Linked DNA regions of Homo sapiens: region 2 is linked to region 1. A link is a contact called in ENCODE Hi-C data. All regions are on one chromosome and are shown on one strand. Each heading gives the region's core, a stretch centred on a gene start or an enhancer-like site at or near the end of the contact. The rest is flanking DNA. Distances are from core to core; before and after follow the strand shown.

What was found. A loop is a pair of places that touch in the nucleus more often than their neighbours do. Pooled maps may share reads with other maps.
Region 2: a pooled map shows a loop between it and region 1 (23-fold over the local background). The contact joins two enhancer-like sites. A Hi-C loop is called at or near these places in 3 of 37 single-sample maps with no recorded cell type and 7 of 50 pooled maps.

What each region holds. Positions count from the first base shown.
Region 1 is chr12:88,296,151-88,301,763 of GRCh38, forward strand. No RefSeq gene overlaps it. Among named protein-coding and RNA genes, the nearest start is that of TMTC3, 160 kb to the left of the region's middle. Within about 2 kb of position 2,646, at least 5 of the 41 ENCODE cell types and tissues checked have a DNase peak (open chromatin) inside an H3K27ac peak, as active enhancers do.
Region 2 is chr12:89,753,505-89,759,117 of GRCh38, forward strand. All of the region lies in intron 2 of LOC107984543 (a long non-coding RNA gene), which reads left to right. It also overlaps the pseudogene MRPL2P1 and the pseudogene RNU6-148P. Among named protein-coding and RNA genes, the nearest start is that of ATP2B1-AS1, 47 kb to the left of the region's middle. Within about 2 kb of position 3,352, at least 7 of the 41 ENCODE cell types and tissues checked have a DNase peak (open chromatin) inside an H3K27ac peak, as active enhancers do.

The DNA of each region.
Region 1 (5,613 bases), core at 1,396-3,895:
AAAATACAAAAAATTAGCTGAGCATGGTGGCGCATGCCTGTAATCCCAGGTACTCGGGAGGCTGCGGCAGAAGAATCGCCTGAACCTGGGAGGCAGAGGTTGTAGTGAGTCGAGATCGTGCCATTGTACTACAGCCTGGGCAACAAGAGCCAAACTCCATCTCGAAAAAAAAAAAAAAATTTAATAATGTGAGAAAAAAGAACGCAAACTCTGATAACATAGGTGGGAGAAAAGAAATTGTTTATAAAATTACATATCAATATTTAAAATTTACATACATACATGTAAAATATACACATATATGTATGTATTTATTCCCTCATCTTTTTAGAGATTTGACAAAAATTGTACATATTTAAGATGTACAATGTAGTATTTTGATACAATGTATGGTGATTATCACAATCAAGATAATTAACATATCCATCAATTCATACAGTTACTATTGTGTATTTGTGTGTTTGTGTGTGTGTGTGTGTATGGTGAGAGCACTTAAAACCTACTCTCTTAGCAAATACCAAGTATATAATTCATTATTAAATACATTATTACATTATTATTATTAACTATAATCACCATGCTGTACAACTAATCTCATTTTATCTTATAATTAACAGTGCGTACCTTGACCTTGTTTGATTTGGGTCAAAGGGTACAAACACATTTTTTATAGAAAACATACCATAATTTTAGCCATGTTTATTATGAGTATTATTTCCTTCTTCACACTTTTCAATTTTTTCCAAATAATAAACATTAGAAAAACAATGAATATTATCGCAAAGCTAAATGACTATCTAAATCAGCATTCATTGGTTTCCTTTCTTGATTGCATACTGCTCCTCACACTGCAGGCATTCAGTGAATTTTGGTGAATTGTGAGGAATACTGGGGCCGTTGGCTTGTTGAGAACTTCTTAAAACTTTCAGCCATTCTATTCCTATAAATTCTCTGGTGAGTTGATTTGAAAATTTTTGACATACTTAATTTTTTTTTTCATATTTCCAAGATAGGGCACCAGAATATCATTGTTGGCTTTACCTATCTGTTCTTCCCCTTTAAATAAAAAACACTAAACTGCTTCCTGTCATCTGAGAGATGAAACTTCAGGATAACTAGTAGTGTAGACAGACAGACAGACTATCTGCCAATTTCTTTTTTTTTTTTTTTTTTTTTTTTTTTTGAGACAGAGTCTCACTCTGTCGTCCAGGCTGGAGTGCAGTGGCGCGATTTTGGCTCACTGCTACCTCCGCCTCCCGGGTTCAAGCAGTTCTCCTGCCTCAGCCTCCCGAGTAGCTGGAATTATAGGCGCGTGCCACCATACCCGGCTAATTTTTGTATTTTTAGTAGAGATGGGGTTTCACCATGTTGATCAGGCTGGTCTCAAACTCCTGCCTCATGATCCGCCTGCCTCGGACTTCCAAAGTGCTGGGATTACAGGCGTGAGCCACTGCGCCTGGTGACTATCTGCCAATTCTTAAGTAAAACATATCTTTTTGACTTTTACATATCCAAATGGGATATTTTGAGTTGGCCTTCCAGTGTCTGTTCATTTTCTTTTTCTATGTTTATTTCTCAGCTATACCACCCATCCCATACAGCTTTCATTTTGGGTATCCATATCAGAGTATAGATGCTCCTTGACTTATGTTGCGGTTATGTCCTGATAAACTCATTGCAAGTTGAAAATATATAAGATGAAAATGCATCGAATACACCTAACCTAGCAAACATCATAATTTAGCCTACCCTACCTTAAATGTGTTCAGAACACTTATATTGGCCTACATTTGGGCAAAATCATATAACATCAAGCCTATTTTCTAATAAAGTGTTGAATATCTCCTGTAATTTATTGAATAGTTCACTGAAAGTGAAAAACAGAATGGTTGTATAAGTATTGGAAGTCTAGTTTCTCCTGAATGTGTATTGCTTTTGAACCACCATAAAGTAAAAAAAAAAAAAATCATTTAATTCAGGGACTGTCTGTAGTTCATTAAGAAGGTTAATGTATCTAAATACAGTCTATCCAGGCTTATCTTCATGGGACTTGGTTATCTTTGTTTTTCATATGAAGAGGTATAATTGGCCAGTTTCCTGTAAAGCTGAAAAAGCCCAGTATCTCTTGAAATAAAATACTTTGCTTTTGTACAGTGTAAGTTGATTAAATTGTTGCCTTTTTTCCCTATGTATCTTTCTTATAAACTTGCTTTGTTAAAAATGTTAATTTTTTCACATTTTCCTTGTATTTTTCATTTTGAGTTTCTTTTACAAGGCTTCTCTTTATTGACAGTATATTTACTTAACTCTTTTTGTTGATCAGCACAAGTCATTTTGGGAAGCTGCCCATTATAGAGGGCAGCTAAGCACACTCTTCAAATTAATACAAAAATCTGTGGCCAAGTGAATATTTGATGTAAATGTGAAATTCTTCATGCTTGCCAATGAAAATCTGTCTTTTTAATCAAACTACTTTTCTTCTTGGTTAATAGAATCATAATAGTAAACTCCTTTCATTTTTTTTCTCAGTCTCCTCGATTTGAATGTTGTTACCTTATTATTCTTTATCTCATGATTTTCTTTTGTTTCTTAAATGTCAGAATATACCTGTAATTCCAGTTCCCTGGTGTGGCTGGCAGCCTCTAACAGAACTCTCAATGATTTCTGTTTCCTGGAGTTCCCCTCCTTTTGAGTGTGGGTTGAATTTAGTGACTCACTTCTAATGAATAGAATGTGGCAGAAGTAAGTGATGAGATGTCACTTACAAGATTAGGATAAAAAGACATTGTGGCTTCTGTCCTGGCACCCTCTTGCTCTCTCACTTGCTCACTCTAAGAAAAGCCAACTAGCATGGAGATTTTTTTCATAGCTTCCCTAAGAAGATAATCATTTAACAAGGGACAGGCGAGGCTTCTAGCCAACAGCCAGTAAAGAGCTGAGGTCATCAGTTCAATACCCCATGAGAAACTGAATCCTATCAACAACCATGTGAGGGAGCTAGGAAATATTTCCCCTCTCAGCTGAGCCTTCAAATGCGACCATAGTGTCAGTTGACACCATCGCTACAACCTCATGTAAGCGTACTTGCATTCCTGATCCACAGAGTGAGATAATAAATGGAATGAGATAATAAATGTGTGAGTTTTTTGAGACAATTCTGAAATAAAATATTATGAATCAATAGATAACTAAAACACTTTGCCACATATATTTTCTGATATTCATGTATAAGGGAAGTTTTACAAGTATATTACTATGATCATTTCACCTTACAAATGGGAAAGATTTGAAAATTACAAGATGTTGGAATGTAAGTTCAGAAGATACCATTTTGAGTAAAAGATATAGATATGATTGTGCATTGTCCAGCAAGTAATTGCTGAAAATTTCTAATTCCTAATGAAAACATTGAACCAACAAGATGTAGACTTCCTGCACCTAATGAGCTAAATATGGAAATGCATGAGTCAATGGGAAATCAGCTCTCACTTCTTATGAAGTAACCCTGAGAAATGTGAAGCAAAGAAAATATGATGGCTGTTTCTATCAACACGAGCTTAAAGAGGGTGGAAAGAACTCTAATACTGAAACCTAGTCATAGGTCAAGGCTGCAGAATTCGCCCCATTTCCATTTTGCTGATTCATATCAGTCAGATATGACTATGCCACTTGATTTTGTCATAGAGCAAACCCAACAGTGGTTAAGCCACGTTCCAAGAATAATTTAACACTATCTCCTTCTACCCCCACAAACACATGCACTGACCACGTGGTCATCCCCCTGCAGTAATATGTACTGGAGCAATGACTCAGCTCACAGTTCTACCCTATAGCTATGTTTGTGCCACTACCACCTCCTGCCTCAAAGAAACTCTTGCCAGGGTGATTTACCAAGGATAAAGATGTCTAATTTAAGTTGGACCAACCCAATTCTCTTTCTTGGAAATTTGAAACTAGAAGAGAGCCACATGGAGAATGAAGGTAATTGAAGCTAGGATAGCTAATATTGATACTTCAGAGAACATCCAAGAGCTTCTTTCTGATGCCAAAGACCCAGAACAGCCTTTGTCCCTAGCCTTTGTCAAAGTAGAATGATGGCTCCAAGCCTTTCACTTCTTAGTAATGTGTTGTCTTAGTAATCTAATCTTAGTAAGTGTTATCTTAGTAATCTAATCAATGTAACTTTCTTACATTAGAGTAATTTTTGGTTGTTTAACAGGTAGGCCAGACCTACTATTATTTATCCCCTACGTCCGTATCAAATAGGCTTCTGCTTGAAGATCTTGGCTGACACAAGACTCTAATTTAGTTTTCCCACACAGATAAGGTAATAAAATAAAGACAAATGAATTGATTTTATTGTTAAATGAGTCATGAATTTTGATGAGCTTGGATCTTGACAACAAGTATAGAATTTAAGATGTGGAAAAATATTCTTGGAAGGCAAGGTCATCAGATCCGGAGTCCATTCTAAATCCCAGTGGAACTCTGTGACTGCTTAATGCATAAGACACAGTTGGGTTCAGATCTTTATAATGTTCCACACTGACTTCCTGACTGTCTCAAGTAGCTATTTCACGGTCTCTTAAGAGGTAACCTGTATCACCAATTTTTTATTAAACCTGTGGATTTTGCATCAGAAAAGTTATTCTGATTAATTTGGGGCCATTTAGAAGAGCAAAACAGTATTTTAGTAAAATGTTACCTTCAACAAGTATGTTATTGTAATTTAGTCATTGGGAAGATTAATTCGTCTTCTTTAGAAAATATTGCAGCCTAACACAATGATTAAAAGCATGAGATTTAGTAATTTCAAACCTTAACTCTCCCAGAGTTTGGCTGCTCCTTCATTTTAGAGGGATTAGTTCAGGTCATCCTGGCAGGTTCCCATATCAGTGTTGTGCTCTTAGGTTCATAGTTTTGTTTTATGGATAAATATTTACTTATGTCTGTTTGGCTAACTTTGCTTTGTGGCTGAGCAGTTGTTTCTTACTAGTTGTGAAACTAGATTGGGTTAAATTAAAATGACATGGCCATTTCATTTCTCCTTCCACTTTTGCCATTATGTGGGAGGGGAAACAACTCCAGGCATTTATTCAACAAATATTTATTCAGCCTTTACTATGTACCAGAAACTGGGGATAAAGTTGTTAACAAAAACATTATGGTTCCTGACCTCACCGAGCTGATGGTCTAAGAAATCCAAAATGGTGACCCACATTACTCCTGAAACTCATTCAAATTGCAAAAGATCCTATCTCCAAGTAAAGAATTTTTAGGAGTATTCCTTACTTTCTTCCCAAACAGCATCTTACTCTTAATTAGGGAAGCTATATGCCAAAGCTGAGCCCCTTCCTTTTATTTTGAGGAAGTATTATTGTAATTGGTAAATATGTTTCAGATTCTTTAGTAAGGGATTTTGGTGATTTACTAATTTACTTATGAATGAAGATTCCTTTATTATTTTCTGTTGCTCTTATTATTTTGTTTAGTGTGCTATGTAAACATGCAGTCATATCATAATCTTTCCTAGAAGTCTAATTTGATTCAAGTTTGCACATTTAAAAAGCCAATGACAAACTCTACCCCCTAATCTTTGTCATCTATATAGGT
Region 2 (5,613 bases), core at 2,102-4,601, 1.5 Mb after region 1:
AAATTGAGCCAGGCCGGGGTGCCCAGTATATCCAAGCTGCAGGGACGTGTAGTGTGCTACTGTGGAAGGTGAATGGCACAACCGTTATCCAGCTGCCCTCTAAGAGGCAGATGCAGGTGCTGGAAACATGCATAGCAACAGTAGGCTGAGTATCCAACACTGATCATAACAAACAGGTCACTGGCAGGGCAGGTCACAACCGTTGGCTGGGCAAGAGGCCTTCCAGTGGGCTACAGCACCACAAGGGGTGCTGGGCTGGCCGAAAGATTTGGCCACTACCCTTCATGAAGAGTTATGTGAAGCTGCCTTCTGATGCTGCCCAAAGCTGATATCCCTGTATTGTAATAATGTGCCCCCCTCCCCTGAAAAAAAAAAAAAGAGCACTAGCAGGTTCTTGAGCAGCTGGAACTCTTAGAAACTTGCTGTTTTACCCCAAGTTTCCAGTATGAGTATAGTGATTAGATTCTCCTTCTTCTCATCTTTTCTCTTTCACTGGCCCTCAAGGCACTTAAAATAAAGCCATTAATATTTCATGGTAAACCTTTGTTTTTATCATGCTCACTTCAGCAGCACATATACTAAAATTGGAATAGTACAGAGAAGATTAGTATGGATGACATGCAAATTCGTGAAGTGTTATATTTTTAAAAGAATGAAATGCTGTCACTTACAGCAACATGGAGAAACCTGGAGGGCAATATGTTAAGTGAAATAAGCCAGGCACAGAAAGACAAACACCACATACTCTCATTCATTTTTGAAATCTAAAAAGTTGTTCTCGTTGAAGTGGAGAGGAGAATAGTAGTTACCAGAGGATGGGGAGGGTAGGAAGGAGAGAGAGATGATGAGAGTGATGGTCAACGTGTACACATTTACAGTTAGATAGGAGGAATAAGTTCTCATGTTCTTTTGCATACTAGACTGGAGATGACAATAAAATAGCTAAAAGAGAGGTTTTTGAACATTCTTATCACAAAGAAGTGATAAATGTTAAAAGTGATGGCCATGTTAATTACCCTGATTTGGTCATTACACAATGCATACATGTGCAATCAAAATATTACATTGTATCCCATAAATATATATAATTAGTATGCATCAATTAAAATTTATGCATAATTAGTATGCATCAATTAAAATTTATGCATAATTACTATGCATAAATTAAAACTTTTAAAAAAAACTAGTTTTTTATACTATTGAAAACATAGTTCTATGCATTTTCTAAAATGCCACCTATGCCCTTCCTATTCAGAGCCTCTTGGCTTTAACACATACTGGCCAACTTGGGACCACAGAGGAGGAGCTAAAACATGAGGGATTGGTTTAGGAGGTAAGGGGAGACCCAACATTCATGGCTCTGGGCTTCGGTCATTTGTTCTCTTGTTGGACTTTTTAAAAATAATTTCAACTTTTATTTTAAATTCAGGGTGTTTATGCGCAGGTTTATTACATGGGTATATTGCATGATGCTGAGGTTTGAGGTATGATTGATCCCATCATCTAGGTACTGTACATAGTTCCCAATAGTTAGTTTTTCAAAATTTATCCCCCTCCCTCTCTAGTGGTCCTCAGTGTCTAATAGTAAACATTTGCTACGTCTAAGATTACATGTTAATGATACCGGAGATTACACATGTGCAAGAGGCATAGCTAATGCTTCAAACAGTATAGAGATGGGAATAATTTATATAAAACAGAGAATCTGGGATAAAATCTATGTACTTATATTATAAATTTGGGATTTTTCCCTAAGGAGATGATATTTGAAGTTTTACAAGAGGCATTCATTCATTTAGTCATCAAAAATTTGTTAAGCACCTATGTAATAAACACTTCTAGGTGCTATAATAATAAAATATGAGTGAATGGCAATGGGGAGTTATTTGTTAATGACTCTAGAGTTTCAGTTTTATAAGATAAAGAGTTCTGGAGATGGATGGTGATGGTGGTTGCACAACAATATAACTGTTGGCTTTTTTTTGTTTGTTTTGTTTTTGAGATGGAGTCTCACTCTGTTGCCCAGGCTGGAGTGCAGTGGCGTGATCTCGATCTCGGCTCACTGCAACCTCTGCCTCCTGGGTTCAAGCGATTCTTGTACCCTAGCCTCCTGAGTAGCTGTGATTACAGGCACCTGCCACCACACCTGGCTCTTTTTTTTTTTTTTTTTGTATTTTTAGTAGAGATGGGGTTTCACCATGTTAGCAGGCTGGTTTCAATCTCCTGACCTCAAGTGATCCTCCTACCTCGGCCTCCCAAAGTGCTAGGATTACAGGCATGAGCCACCGCACCCAGCCATAACTGTTCTTAATACCATTGAACTGTACATTAAAAATAGTTAAGATAGTATATCTTATATTATGTATATTTAAGCACAATAAAAATTGAAAACAAAACAATAACAAAATAGATAAATGAATAAATAATTTAAAAAAACATGAGGAAACAAAAAAAGACCTTTGCCCTCTATGGAGCTCATAATCTAGCACGGGGCAATAGACACTACATATTATATTATTTATACATTAGAAGGTCATAAGTGCTAGAGGAAAGGTAGGGGGATTAGGCATCTCTAGGTTAGTTGCTGTTTTAAAAAGAATTGTCAGAGTAGGCCTCTTACTCTTTGATCAAAGACATGGAGATGATGGAATTAGCTACATAAATATCTGGGTTCCAAAGCAGTGAGAACATCCAGTGCAAAAATCCTTAGGTAGGAGCATGCCTGGCACGTTCTAGGGATGTCAAGGAGGCCAGTGTGGCTGGGACAGGGTGGGGGCAGAGAGAGATAGGTAGGAGTTGAGGTTACAGTGGTAAAGGGAAGTCAGATCATATGGGTTCTTGAGATCGTTGGAAGGACTTTGGTTTCTACTCTGAGAGAAATGGGAACCATTGCAAAGTTTTAAAAAGGAGAACGGATGATGTGACATATTTTAAAAGGATAATTATTTACAGAGAGAATAGACTCAAGTGAAGAAGCAGGGTACCTGCTTAGGAGGCTGTTGTATTAGTCTTTGGGTGAAAGATGGTGGTGGCTTGGACTAGAGCAGTAGCAGTATTCGTGGTGGGAAATGGTCAGATTTTTACATATTTTAAAGGTAGCGCCAACAGAATTTCCTAAAGGATTAGAGGTAGGGTGGAAAAAAGAAAAGTCAAGGATGACTCTAAAGTTTTTGACTTGAGCACCTGGACTGTTGGAATGACATCATGGGAGAGGCTTTGAGTGAGCAGTTTTTTTAGGGGGAAGATCAGGAGTTCAGTTTTGAACACATTGAGTAAACTCTGTTATTACAATTTGGTTTTTTAAGTTGCACAAGTGAGGGCCATGGAAAATATGAGTCAACGGTATAGTATCTTTCACATAGTATTGGCTCAGAGTAGGCGTGTCCTTTAGATGTGGAAGAAAAAAGAGGATGTAAGATTGTAAGAGCTCTGTTGCTGACTCATGTTTTTCATGACTGTCACTTGTGCAACTTAAGAAAATTAACTGTAATCATAACAGCTAACAATATTGAGCTGTTACTATGAACAAATAGATGACATGTTAACTTATGCTAATGTGTGTAATTGAAGGAAATGTTAAATTGCAGTTAGAGGGTAGTGAGATTCCCATCCAAGTTCATGGAATCTGTCTTCTGTCCTTGGACTCCAGATTGAGAACCCTGCAGTGATTTTTAGTTTACAAATACCCCTGGGCCTAGATTGTTATCCTCACAGCAGTCTTAAGGAATAGGTCAGTGAGGTTATCCCTTTCATACTCGGAAGTCGGGAGTGGCTTGCCCAAGATAAAAACATGAATTCAACTTCCAGGTTCTCTGACTTCAATGCCAACAATTTCTCAATATTCCCTGCCACCCAACTTTCACTGATCATTTAAAAACTTACAAAAATGTTAGAATAGTACAGTACAATGAACACAGCATACTTTTAACCTATTTCACTAACTGATTATTGTGCCACATTTGATTTATGTCCTTACAAACACACACATACACATACACACAAACACACACGGGAGTTTTTTAGTGACTTTTTAAAAAGTAAATTGCAGGAATTCTGTCACATCCAAGTATGTTTAACCTGCATCCCTTAAGAATAAGAGCATTCTAGAGAACCCATAAATAAAGTCACACACCTACAACCATCTGATCTTGGACAAAACTGTCCAAAATAAGCAATGAGGAAAGGACTTCCTATTCAATAAATGGTGCTGGGATAGCTAGCTAGCAATATGCAAAGGAATAAAACTGGATACCTACCTTTCACCATATACAAAAATTAATTCAAGGTTGATTAAAGCTTTAAATGTAAGACCTCAAACTATTAGAATCCTAGAAGAAAACATAGGAAACACTATTCTGGCCACTGACCTTGGGAAAAAATTTATGATTAAGCAATTGCAGCATAAACAAAAATGGACAAATGAGACCTAATTAAACTAAAGAGTTTCTGTACAGCAAAACAAAAACAAAATAAAAACTATAAACAGAGTAAACAGACAACTCACAGAATGAGAGAAAATATTTGCAAACTCTGCATCCAACAAAGGTCTAATATCTAGTATCTATAAGAAATTTAAATAACTCAGTAAGCCAAAAACAAATAACCACATTAAAAAGGGGTCAAAAGACAGAATGGACGCTTCCCAAAAGAAGACACACAATTGGTCAACAAACATGAAAAAGTGCTCCACATCATTAATCAGAAGAAATGTAAACCAAAACCACAATGAGATATCATCTCACACTAGTCAGAATGGCTATTATTAAAAAGTCAAAAAACAATAGATGCCAGTGAGGCTGCAGAGAAAAGAGAACACTTATACACTGTTGGTGGGAATGTAAATTAGTTCAGCCACTGTAGAAAGGAGTTTGGAGATTTCTCAAAGAACTTAAAAAAGAACTACCACTTGACCCAGCAATCCTATTACTGGGTATATATCCAAAAGAAAATAAATTGTTCTACCAAAAATACACATGGAGTTGTATGTTTATCATAGCACTATTTATAATAGCAAAGTCATAGAATCAACCTAGGTGCCCATCAGTGGTGGACTGGATAAAACACTATGTGTGTGTGTGTGTGTGTGTATATATATATGTATATATATGTATATATAAATACGTATATGTGTATATATATATGTATATATATGTATATATAAATACGTATATATGTATATATGTATATAGAAATACGTATGTATGTGTGTGTATATATGAATATGTGTGTGTGTGTGTATATATATATATATATATATTTTCAAGATGAAGCCTCGTACTGTTACCCGGGCTGGAGTGCAGTGGCACAATCTTGGCTCACTGCAACCTCTGCCTCCTGGGTTCAAGAGATTCTCCTGCCTCAGCCTCCCAAGTAGCTAGGATTACAGATGCCCGTCACCACACCCAGCTAATTTTTTGTATTTTTAGTAGAGATGGGATTTCACCATGTTGGCCAGGCTGGTCTCGAACTCCTTACGTCGTGATTTGCCCACCTTGGCTCCCAAAGTGCTGGGATTACAGGCATGAGCCACCACACCCAGCCAGAAAATATTACATATATATATGTACATATATATACACACACACACACATACACACACACGTATATATGTAT